Linked DNA regions of Homo sapiens: region 1 is linked to region 2. Evidence: chromatin contacts called from ENCODE POLR2A ChIA-PET data. All regions are on one chromosome and are shown on one strand. Each heading gives the region's core, a stretch centred on a gene start or an enhancer-like site at or near the end of the contact. The rest is flanking DNA. Distances are from core to core; before and after follow the strand shown. Region 1 overlaps VTI1A (vesicle transport through interaction with t-SNAREs 1A). Region 2 overlaps ACSL5 (acyl-CoA synthetase long chain family member 5).

Region 1 (5,376 bases), core at 802-3,301, 280 kb before region 2:
TGTAGCATTGGAGAAGTCAACATCAGAAAGCAGGTAATAGATTCATCCTTCTATCAGGTTCGCCGAGGGGAAAACTCTACTCTGAGTGGACCTACAGTCTGCTACTGAAGGAATCAACAAACAGGAAGTAAAGATTTGGGTCTTTTCAGGAGTTATAAACCACTCCCACAATCTCCTTGCCTCCCTAGACATAGCTCAGCATCCCAAGTACTAACTCCATCTAGCAAGAGAAGAGATATTGGCAAGAGCGTATGCATCCCGGTCGTAACACCCAAATGTCATGCACTGTTGGAAACACAATTCTTTTTTCATTTCTAACTTGCTATCTTCCATTTTAATGCTCTAATATAGAAAATTTCAGGCCAAATATATCACAATGATTACTATTACGGAATGAAAAAAAATTCATGTGAATAAACTTATGTGGGCTTTTTTTTTTTTTCCCCCACTGTGGGGCCCACTCTTCTAGTTGAACCAAAACAAAACAAGACAACAAATTAGAGGGGATTTTTTAAATATAGACTATCTTGGGTTTAGCGATTATTTCATTAAATAATTAGAAACATCGTTAGGTTTATTTTTCTTGAATAATTTAACTGAAGATGTAAGCATTCACCAAAAACACCATAATAGAAAGAACACAAGCTCAGAGGCCTAAGCCAATGGCAGATGTGATATTTAAATTTTCAGTTCTTTAACTTCCATAGGGCCTTAAGAATGGAACAGCCATACTGCTGCTCTTGAAATAATTTGAGAAATCATAAATTTTATAAATATTATACTTGTTGACTGCGAGGGTCTTCTTGAGATTAAGAAACAATGGGAAGCATAACAAGGCAATGAAAACTGATGGTGTATGCTGGAATTCTCTATGTCAGTATGAGCATGATAAACGAATTCCTGGAAGGAAGAGCTCCTTCCTCTACTTCTCTCCTTTCCACAGTGGTCCTGGGAATCATCCTGGGAGTAGAGCTCTCAAACACATAAAATGAATTTTCATTTTTACAGTTACCCAGAATCAATCATATCCTTGATCCATAGCCCCTTTTTATAGAGAAACACACGTGCAAAAGGGTTTTTGGCTAACATTTCCTTTACTTTTCAATCTTTTGGAAGATATACACAATAGCCATTGAATACTTTCCTGCCTCATAAAGAAATTGAGAAAGAATCAGGTAACTTCAAATCTAGCAAGATACTTCCTAAAGGACTGGCCTGACATCATGAAAATAAGATTTAGTTTGAAGAGCTTATATCACTGAAAGCATCATGTCTCTCCACTCATAAAATAATAATACCATCTGAACAACAGTATAAGTCTAACATAGGACTAACATGAACTCTTTTTTTTAAAAAAAATTTATAAGACCTGTATTTCGGAGGTGAGCAGATCAAAATATTCTCTATAAGAAGTTAGGACTGACTGAAGCTCACATCATGTTATAAACTGGCTGAAAGGGAACGAGCCTCAAATCTAATTCACCAGGAAATGTCCCATTTGATACATTCAAAACATTTTTAAAAATTAGTCATTTGGAATATGCAGGACACTCTCCAGAAGACAGTGATTATTCCTCAGCACACCTATATTTATTTTTCTTTTCATAAACTTTGTTAAGAATGTGGTATCCAGCGAATTATTTTAAAAAGTGAAAACAGCAAGTTGGGTCTTTAAAGAACTAAGAGAAGGTAAGGTTATCTTCTGGTACTTGAAAACTTCACCAACAATTTTAGTAGCAGATAAAAGACATTCACAGTTACACAACTATTGTTTGCATATAAGGACTTTTGTGAAGTGCAGGAGTTCTGCAAAAGAGCTATGCTGAAGCGTGTGTTTTCATATATGTATTGCAGAACACCAACCAGATGAAAAACCTTGAAGTAATATTTCCTAACAATTTGGAGCACTGAATTTTGGACATGACTTGGGAACTTCTGGCCACGGAGTCTAATGAAGGTAGAAAACGTGCTGCTTCAGGAAGCAGAGGGATTGACACACAGCTTTCTCAGGAGGGATCTGATCATGGAGTGGTTGGGTCAGTCACTCTTTGGCATTTAGCATAGCTTCCTGGGCACTGACTCAGCTATCATGCCCTGAATAGCTAGGTTATCCTCTGTATTGATGTTACTCAGGCATGAAGAGCCTTTTGAATTTCTGATATCTGGAAAAATATCACAATGGAAAAGAGAGTTCTTTCAACATCTTTCATTATTTGACAACCTAAGACATGTGAGGAACTTCTGCTTCCAGTTACGATGTAGAAAGATGCCACAGAAAGATGCAAATTACCATTCCCATGGAAACAAGAAAAACCCAGACAAAATAATTACTAAACTTTTCTGGAGGAAGTAAGTAGATGCAAAGAAGCTCTGATGAATTCTAGAGAGAAACAAGTACTTTGTGTAGGAGCAAACAGTTGTGGCAACTTTGATACCAACTTCGATATAGGGCAAGTACCTGCTCTGAGAATGAGCCTGCCATAGATAGGATTTATAGGGATGAGAGAAATCAGTCAAACATTAAATGATGATGTAGGCTTACAAAACAGAACGGAATCTAGATGAACTCTAAACACAAAAACAAATTGCTTGGTCTGATATTTCTCCCCAAATCTTCAAATTTGCCAAATAAGAGGGAATAAAGAAGGAGCTCGTCAGTAAAGAGAAATCACATATTCCCACACATTCTTGTGTGCTTATATTTTAAGACGCCGTCAGAGTTGAGTCTAAAGGTGAACCCAAAAATATCTGCAACTGCAGATCAACCAACTCCAGCTCAAACATTGACAATATGTTTTGTTTGTTTGTTTGTTTGTTTGTTTGTAAGAAGAAGCATAAACACAGGTTGGGAGTGCACTAATCACGGATGAATCCAATCTTATTACAGCTTCAGCTCAGCACCAACTCAACTTTTGGGAGAATCGGCTCCTTCTATTATCTAAATACAAGACAGTGTCAAATGTTTTCGGAAAAAAACAAACCCAGGATGTTATATTTCAGATTCCCTTGTTCTTTTTTATACAGTGTGTGGAATACTATAAAATTGTGACATGCAAAAAAACAGGAAAAAAGAATAATCAAGAGACAATACAGTCTATATGAGTATCCCAATAGATCCTAGTCACTACAGTTAGCACATAAAGATTTTAGAACTATTATAATTGTGTTAAAGAATTTATAGGAAAAGGTAAACATAATCGGTGAAAATACGAGTTTATCAAGAAACAAATGGAAATTCTAAAAAGAAACCAAATAAAATTGTAGAATAAAAATATAACATTTGAAATTAATTCACTAGGTATACCACATAGAATATCCTTCGCTATAGAATAAAGGATCACTGAACATGAACATAGTTAATAGAAATTATCCAAACTGAAGGAGGAAAAAAAGTTAAAAAAATGAACATAGCATCAATAACTTGTGAGGTTATAACAAGTGGTCTTACATACATGTTATTAGACTCCCAGAAAAAGAGATTATTAGAGACAAAAAAACGGTATGAATAAATATCTGAAGAACTAACAGTCAAACTTTTCCAATCTGTATTTTTGTAAAAAGCCGATCCACAGATCAAAGAAGTTTAACAACCTCTGAGCAAGAGAAATAAATAAAAACCACACCTAGTCATGTCACAGTCCAATTTCTGAAAACTAAAGATAAATTTAAAATCTTGGCTGGGTGCAGTGGCTCATGCCTGTAATCCCAGCAGTTTGGGAGGCCAAGGCAGGTGGATCACCTGAGGTCAGGAGTTCAAGACCAGCCTGGTCAACATGGCGAAACACTGTATCTACTAAAAATGCAAAAATTAGCTGGGTGTGGTAGTGGGTGCTGTAGTCCCAGCTACTCTACTCAGGAGACTGAGGCAGGAGAATTACTTGAACCTGCGAGGTGGTGGTTGCAGTGAGTCGAGATTGTGCCACTGCACTCCAGCCTGGGTGACAGAGCTAGACTTCCTCTCAAAAAAAAAAAAAAAAAAAAACTTAACAGCAGAAAAAAAAGATACATTCAGGAGAACAATAATAAGAATGAAGCCTGAATTTTCATCAGAAACAATACAAACACACAATGGAACAACTTTCCAAGGTGCTAAAAGAAAAAATAAAAGGTCATTCTATTATTCCACGTCCAGCAATAATAGCCTTCAAAAATTAAGATGAAATAAAAATACTCTTTGATAACCAAAAAATATTACCCAGCAGAACTAAGCTGCAGGTAATGTTAAGGGAAATAATTCAGGCTGAAGGCAAATGACACTAGATGGAAACCTGAATGTACAAGAAAGAATGATGAACATCAGAAATGGTAAATCTGTGGATAAGTATAAAAGCAGGCCAGGTGCGTGGCTCATGCCTGTAATCTCAGCACTTTGGGAGGTTGAGGTGGGTGAATCACTTGAGGACAGGAGTTCTGGATCAGCCTGGCCAACATGGCAAAACCCTGTCTCTACTAAAAATACAAAAATTAGCCAGGTGATGGTATGTGCCTATAATCTCAGCACTTTAGGAGGCCGAGGAGGGCGGATCACTTGAGGTCAGAAGTTCGAGACCAACCTGGCCAACTTGGTGAAACCCCATCTCTAGCAAAAAGTACAAAAACTTAGCCGTGTGTGGTGGCACATGCCTGTAGTCCCAGCTACTTGGGAGGCTGAGGTGGGAGAATCACTTGAACCCAGGAGGCGGAGGTTGCAGTGAGGCAAGATCATGCCACTGCACTCCGGCCTGGGTGACAGACTGAGACCCTGTCTCAAAAATAAATAAATAAGTAAATAAAAATAAAAACATTTCTTTTTCTCTTATATTCTTTCAAAGTAACCGTTTAAAATAAAAATAGTGATAACATGCAGAAGTGAAATGTATGAAAACTAGCACAAAAGATGAAGAGGAGGTAAACAGAAGTATTCTGTTGACTGGCTCTTGAGTTTTATGTAAAGTAGCATATTTATTTAAGGTAGGCTGTAACAAATTAGGGATAAAAACCTTAATTTCTGAGTTTCTTTCTGCAATATTACACAGTACCCACTAGCCACATGGGGCTATTTAAATTTCAATTAATAAAATAAAATAAGACTTTAGTTCCTCAGTAGCACTATCCACATTTCAAGTGCTCAGTACCTACATGTGGTTAGCGGTCACTGTATTGGAGAATGCAGAAATACAACCAACTCTAAAATGATCTCCAAATTCCTTTGTCTTTAAGGCAAACTGAAAGAAATCAAGAAGTATTCACTTGGGGTTTAATTTAGGTAAAACATTCCCTTTCTCTGGGCCTCAGTTTCCTTAAATGTAAAATGAGACTCTTAGACTAGATGATCTTTAGTGCCACTTGGCTTTAAAATATTAGAACTTGGGCCGGGCATGGTGGCTCACGCCTGTA
Region 2 (5,662 bases), core at 2,959-5,458:
TGCATTGTTCCAGGTGCTGGGGATATAGCAGGGAAAACCCTGCCCTCGTGAGATTGCATTATATTGGGGAGTTTGACAACAAGCCTGAGCAATAACTAGGTTACTTAGGACTACGGAACAACAAAAACAACAAGAGTAGGGAAAGAGAACTGGGGGTACAGCAGGGGGATGAGATTTTTGTTTTTTGTTTTTTTTTCTGAGACAGAGTCTTGCTCTGTTGCCCAGGCTGGAATGCAGTGGTGTGATCTCGGCTCACTGCAACCTCTGCCTCCTGGGTTCAAGCGATTCTCATGCCTCAGCCTCCCAAGTAGCTGGGATTACAGGTGTGTGCCTGGCTAATTTTTGTATTTTTAGTAGAGACAGGATTTCGCCATGTTGTCCAGGCTGGTCTTGAGCTCCTGGTCTCAAGTGATCCACCTGCCTCAAGCCTCCCAAAGTGCTGGGATTACAGGCATGAACCACCGCGCCTGGTGGATGAGTTTTAATTAGGGAGGCGTAGCGTAGTCTCAGTGGGAAGGTAACACTTGATGTGTACTGTTTAATCTGAAATATGCACACTTACAAAAAAAAAGAATAAAATGAACAGCTCCATATAATCCCACCTCCAACACAGGCAGCTAATTTAGAAAGTTCTACCACCTTGGTTGGTGGCATTTCATGTGAATGCACCTAAGTGTACACCTCAGCTTTGTTTCTACAAGTGTGGCTCTCCCGCTACCAAAACTACATTTGACACACAGCCTCTTCCAAGCCCTCATGTTGTGTAAAATGCTTCTCAGCCACTGAGTAATCCAGCTGGACAGCAGCTCTGTGGGTGGAAACCTTTTTCATCCATTTCTCTAACCGATAAGAAACCAGAGCAAAGGTGAAGGCTGAGTCACAGGGCCGAGGGGCCCTGAAACTGTGTCTTTCAATATTCATTCCAAGTAGCTAAGAAGGAAGGATGGCCTGAGATCCTGACCTACAGCCTGCTGATAACTTCCCAGCCATTCACCAGTTGCTCAAGCCATTGTCTTATAATAGCCATGGCCCCAGGCAGATGGGAAGGGCCTTATTTTATTTATTTATATATTTATTTTGGGACAGAGTCTCGCTTTGTTGCTCAGGCTGGAATGCAGTGGCGCTATCGCAGCCCCATCCTAACATGCTCAGCTCACTGCAGTGTTAACTTCCCAGGCTTAAGTGATCCTCCCACCTCAGCCTTACAAGTATCTGAGACTACAGGTGTGCACAACCACACTCGGCTTTTGTTTTTTGTTTTTTGTTTTTAAGTTTTTTGTAGAGATGGGGTCTCCCTAAGTTGCCCAGCCTGGGCTTGAACTCCTGGGCTGAAGCGATCCACCTGCCTCAGCCTCCTAAAGTTCTGGGATTACAGGCATGAGCCATGGCACCCAGTGGGGAAGGTCCTTCTTATCATCTCCGCCGAGAGGTGGTGGACAGAGCAGGGAGACAGCATTACCAAAGGGAGCCCTGTTAAAACACCAGGTGGTAGCTAAGTAGTAGTTTCCACACCATGGAAAGATTCAATTCGATTGCTTACGTAATTTTTTAAAAGATAAGTGATAATAACCTCTCATATCTCTCTTCCAAGCCCAATTGCTAGACAGCATCTAACAGTCCCAATGTGTAAGACAGCTGGCAGAGAAAGGGTTAAGAGTCTAGGCTTCAGACAGGTGTCCTGGGCCACAGGCAAGCATACCATAAATAAATCATTAGGGCGTTCGATGCAGCTCCACTGGTAAAATCTTTGCTGCTGAATTGCACAGGAAAAGCTACAGGAGCCAGAGCTCAGAAGAGATAGAAGAGGTGGAGCAGAATAAGCCCTTTCCTCGGGTTTGGGTCCCAGTGAGGCTTCCTGGGACTCATGGATCTGTGTGTCAATAGGCCTCCCAGTGCTGTGAGCACTCATGCACATAGTGACCATCCTCACCTGTGGATTCCACTGCACCTAGCATGGCACCTGAGACACAGTGGGAAGCTGCTGTTACCAAGCCACCTTCACCTTTTACTCACCATTGGCACAATTTGAGAGAAAGGCAACTAGCGAGGAGAGTCTGCTGAAGGAAAGTTTGCAGTGTTCAATCCCACAAGGAACAGAACATGCTTCTATGCACACAGCAGGACAGGGTCGGCGGAGTCTTCCTCAGGAATGCCACAGCCAGGGGCTTCATGCCATGAGAAGGGCAACGCTAAGCAGTCCGACCTAAGTGAGGGCGGGTTCCCTCATAATGTATCCATTTGGGTATTCAAGCACCTACTGTGTGCCAGGCAGTGTGTTTAGCACAGGAAAGCATGCTCAGAACTTCTGGTCCAGTAGAAGATAAAGCCAATTCCCCAGGCAGCCATGATGCTTTTGAGACCAGTGCTCTATGGGATGCACCTCAGCTTTGGCAGCACCTGGTGGGCTGGAGAAGTGTCTGTGTGGCAAGGGATACATTTACTCTCTGCACTTTTAACTTATTTACACATTTACTTTTTATTTTTTTTGAGACGGAGTCAAGCGATTCTTTTGTCTCAGCCTCCTGAGTAGCTGGGACTACAGGCACGTGCCACCACGCCCAGCTAATTTTTGTATTTTTGGTAGAGACTAGGTTTCACCATATTGGCCAGTCTGGTCTCAAACTCCTGACCTCGTGATCCACCCACCTCGACCTCCCAAAGTGCTGGGATTACAGGTGTGAGCCACCGCACCCGGCCTCTTTTTTTTTTTTTTTTTTTGAGACAGTCTCACTCTGTCACCCAGGCTGGAGTGCAGTGGTACGATCTTGGCTCACTGCAACCTCCGCCTCCAGGGCTCAAGCGATTCTCCTGCCTCAGCCTCCCGAGTAGCTGGGATTACAACAAGCATGCATCATCACATCCGGCTAATTTTTGTATTTTTAGTAGAGGGGGTTTCACCATGTTGGCCAGGCTGGTCTCGAACTCTGACTTCAAGTGATCTACCTGCCTTGGCCTCCCAAAGTGCTGGGATTACAAGTGTGAGCCACTGTACCCAGCCTATACGTTTATTTTCAGTAAAGTAAACAAAAACTGTGGACCTGTGTGTTCAGCACTGTGCCATGTGCTGAGGGATGAACACTTGGCCGATATAGTTCCTGCCATCTGGGTACTTATGGGTCTATCTAGTCCTAGAAACTCTTACAGAATGCTTCAGTGTGTGCAGTGAGCTCATGGTTTTGAAGGAGGAAGAGGTCAGTGCAGACTGGAGCACATTAAGACGGCTGTATGGAACACTAGAACCTCAAAGATGTGTGATCCTTGACCCCCTGGCTTTATTGCCAATTGTCTCTTTCCAGGGGCAAGGATGATGATCTGGCCAGACATGATGGCCCATCCCTGTAATCTCTGCACTTTGGGAGGCTGAGGCTGGAGGATCGTTTGAGGCCAGGAGTTTGAGACCAGCCTGAGCAACATAGTGGGACCCCATCTTTACAAAAATAAAAAATTTAGTTGGGCATGCCTGTAGTCCCAGGTACTCAGGAGAATGAGGTAGGAGGATTGTTGAGCCTGGGAGGTTGAGGTTGTAGTGATCCATGATCCCGCCACTGCACTCCAGCCTGGGAGCCTGGATGTGCAGAGTGACAAGAGTGTGACCCTGTCTTAAGAAACAAAACAAAAAAGGATGACAATTCTACCAATCAAGCTGATGTCTAGTAAGATCTCAACTATGATTCCAACCAGTGGGCCTGCCACCAAACCATCTTTCTCAACTGTTGTCTGTGTCTCTCTATCTACTTTCTTCACGGAGAGACCAATCATCTCATTAGGTTGGATGGAGCCAAATGGAAGTGGAGAAGGGGAATGGCCAGATGTGCTAGAGGCACTAAAGTGGGACAAGTGGGACATTTAGGGGAGGGAAATGGTGAAGAGGTATTTCTGCTGGAGGTGGAGGGTCCATCTTTAGTTAAAAGGTTGGGGGGCGGGGGGTGGCAGGGGGAAGAAAAAGTCTCCAAGGATGAATGAGATGGTGTGTGGGGCCCAGTGTAGACACTGCACCTCTGGAGCCATTGCCTTCACATACTCCAGAGAGCCTGGGTGGGGCCAGACATTGGCCAGTTGAGCTGAGTAGCATTTATCAGGAGATCTCATGTTAAGTCAAATACCAAGAGCCTCTTAAGTCAGTCCATTAAGATAGCATAGGATAGTTGAGTCACCCACAGGATGTGACCCCAGAAGTGACAAATCCCACAGGAGCTCAGGTCGATAGAGTCAACCTTGATCCACCACTGGGCTTCAAGTGAGTCACAGTCCAAATCCCGACCCCGGGACAACTTGTGTCAGTAACACCCCCAAAGGGCATCCCAGGCCTGCTGCTGACCAAGTATATTATGACAGAACTGGGGTAAGAAGAAGCAGTGTCAGAAGTCCACTGGATCTGATAAGGGGGTCTGTAAAAAGATAGGCCGGACAAAGTGCTAGGACCCTGTCACCTGTGCCAGGGTGAGGCAAGAGGTTGGGAAAGCAGACTTCTTGCCTTAGTTTTCTGCAGAATCAGCCCTTGCACTGCCTGTCCCAACCAGTGGTCAAGGGTCAACAGTTTCAAAGTGCAGGCAACAAGCTTTCTTGTCAACGGTGTCATTGCCAGGGGCAAACTTTCAAGGTCGTGCCCTTCCAGGTACCAGAGCAACAGCTCCTCACTTACTACATGTGTAGCCCTGGGGACAGTTACTTAGAGTCACTGAGCATCAGTTCCCCGCCACTGTACACAGAAGGAGCAGGTGAAAATCGCTACTTAAAGGAGATGCTGTGTGTAGAACAGTTGGTATGCTGTCAGGCACATGGGAAGTCCTCAATCAAATCTAGCTCCCCTTTCCTTCCCTTTTCCTCAGTTTTCACATCCTTGCCAATATCAGATGTTCTATTACGAGATGTCCCAAAAGAAAAGAGATGACCACGGTCTTGAACGATTACTGCCCCTCCACTTCTGTGCAAAGGTTTTAACAAGCCCTCATCTCTTTTTTTTTTTTTTCTTTTTTTTGAGATGGAGTTTCACTCTTGTCACCCAGGCTGGAGTGCAGTGGCGAGATCTCAGCTCACTGCAACCTCCGCCTCCTGGGTTCAAGCGATTCTCCTGCCTCAGCCTCCCGAGTAGCTGGGATTACAGGCAGCTGCCACCACGCCCAGCTAGCTTTTGTATTTTTAGCAGAGATGGGGTTTCACCATGTTGGCCAGGCTGGTCTCAAACTCCTGATTTCAAGTGATCTGCCTGCCTCGGCCTCCCAAAGTGTTGGGATTACTGGCATGAGCCACTGCGCCCGGCCAACAAGCCCTCATTTCTATTTAAACAGAGCACTTCTAGTTGTAGGGAACCATGGCCTGTCTCTGACCTAGCTTTACCCCAGACCTCAAATCCTCAACTTGAGCCACTCGCAACCTCACAACTCTTAGAATAGAATGGCCCATGAAGACTGGGAGATCCACCAGCTTCCCCAAAGAAGGCTAATAGTGTGGCCTGACCACAGCATTGCACGGGCTGTCTGACCTTCCAAACTCCAGATCTCATGTATTTATTCAAACAATGAGTTGAGAACCTAGGAAGTGTCAGGCCCTGCGCCAGGGAGGACAAGTTGGTGAGAGAGTCCCTTTCCGACCTCAGGATGTACAGACATAGAGGGGAGAAATAGACCCAGATGCATTTCCAGCAGAATGTGATAAGCAGTGA

What was found. ChIA-PET counts read pairs that join two places held with the same protein, here RNA polymerase II (POLR2A).
Region 1: POLR2A ChIA-PET joins it to region 2 with 11 read pairs in activated T-cell. The contact joins two enhancer-like sites. POLR2A ChIA-PET finds 5 or more read pairs at or near these places in 2 of 52 experiments (Caco-2 and activated T-cell).

What each region holds. Positions count from the first base shown.
Region 1 is chr10:112,660,371-112,665,746 of GRCh38, reverse strand. All of the region lies in intron 5 of VTI1A (vesicle transport through interaction with t-SNAREs 1A), which reads right to left. Among named protein-coding and RNA genes, the nearest start is that of MIR4295, 29 kb to the right of the region's middle. Within about 2 kb of position 2,051, at least 3 of the 41 ENCODE cell types and tissues checked have a DNase peak (open chromatin) inside an H3K27ac peak, as active enhancers do.
Region 2 is chr10:112,378,722-112,384,383 of GRCh38, reverse strand. All of the region lies in intron 1 of ACSL5 (acyl-CoA synthetase long chain family member 5), which reads right to left. Among named protein-coding and RNA genes, the nearest start is that of ACSL5, 7.4 kb to the right of the region's middle. Within about 2 kb of position 4,208, at least 3 of the 41 ENCODE cell types and tissues checked have a DNase peak (open chromatin) inside an H3K27ac peak, as active enhancers do.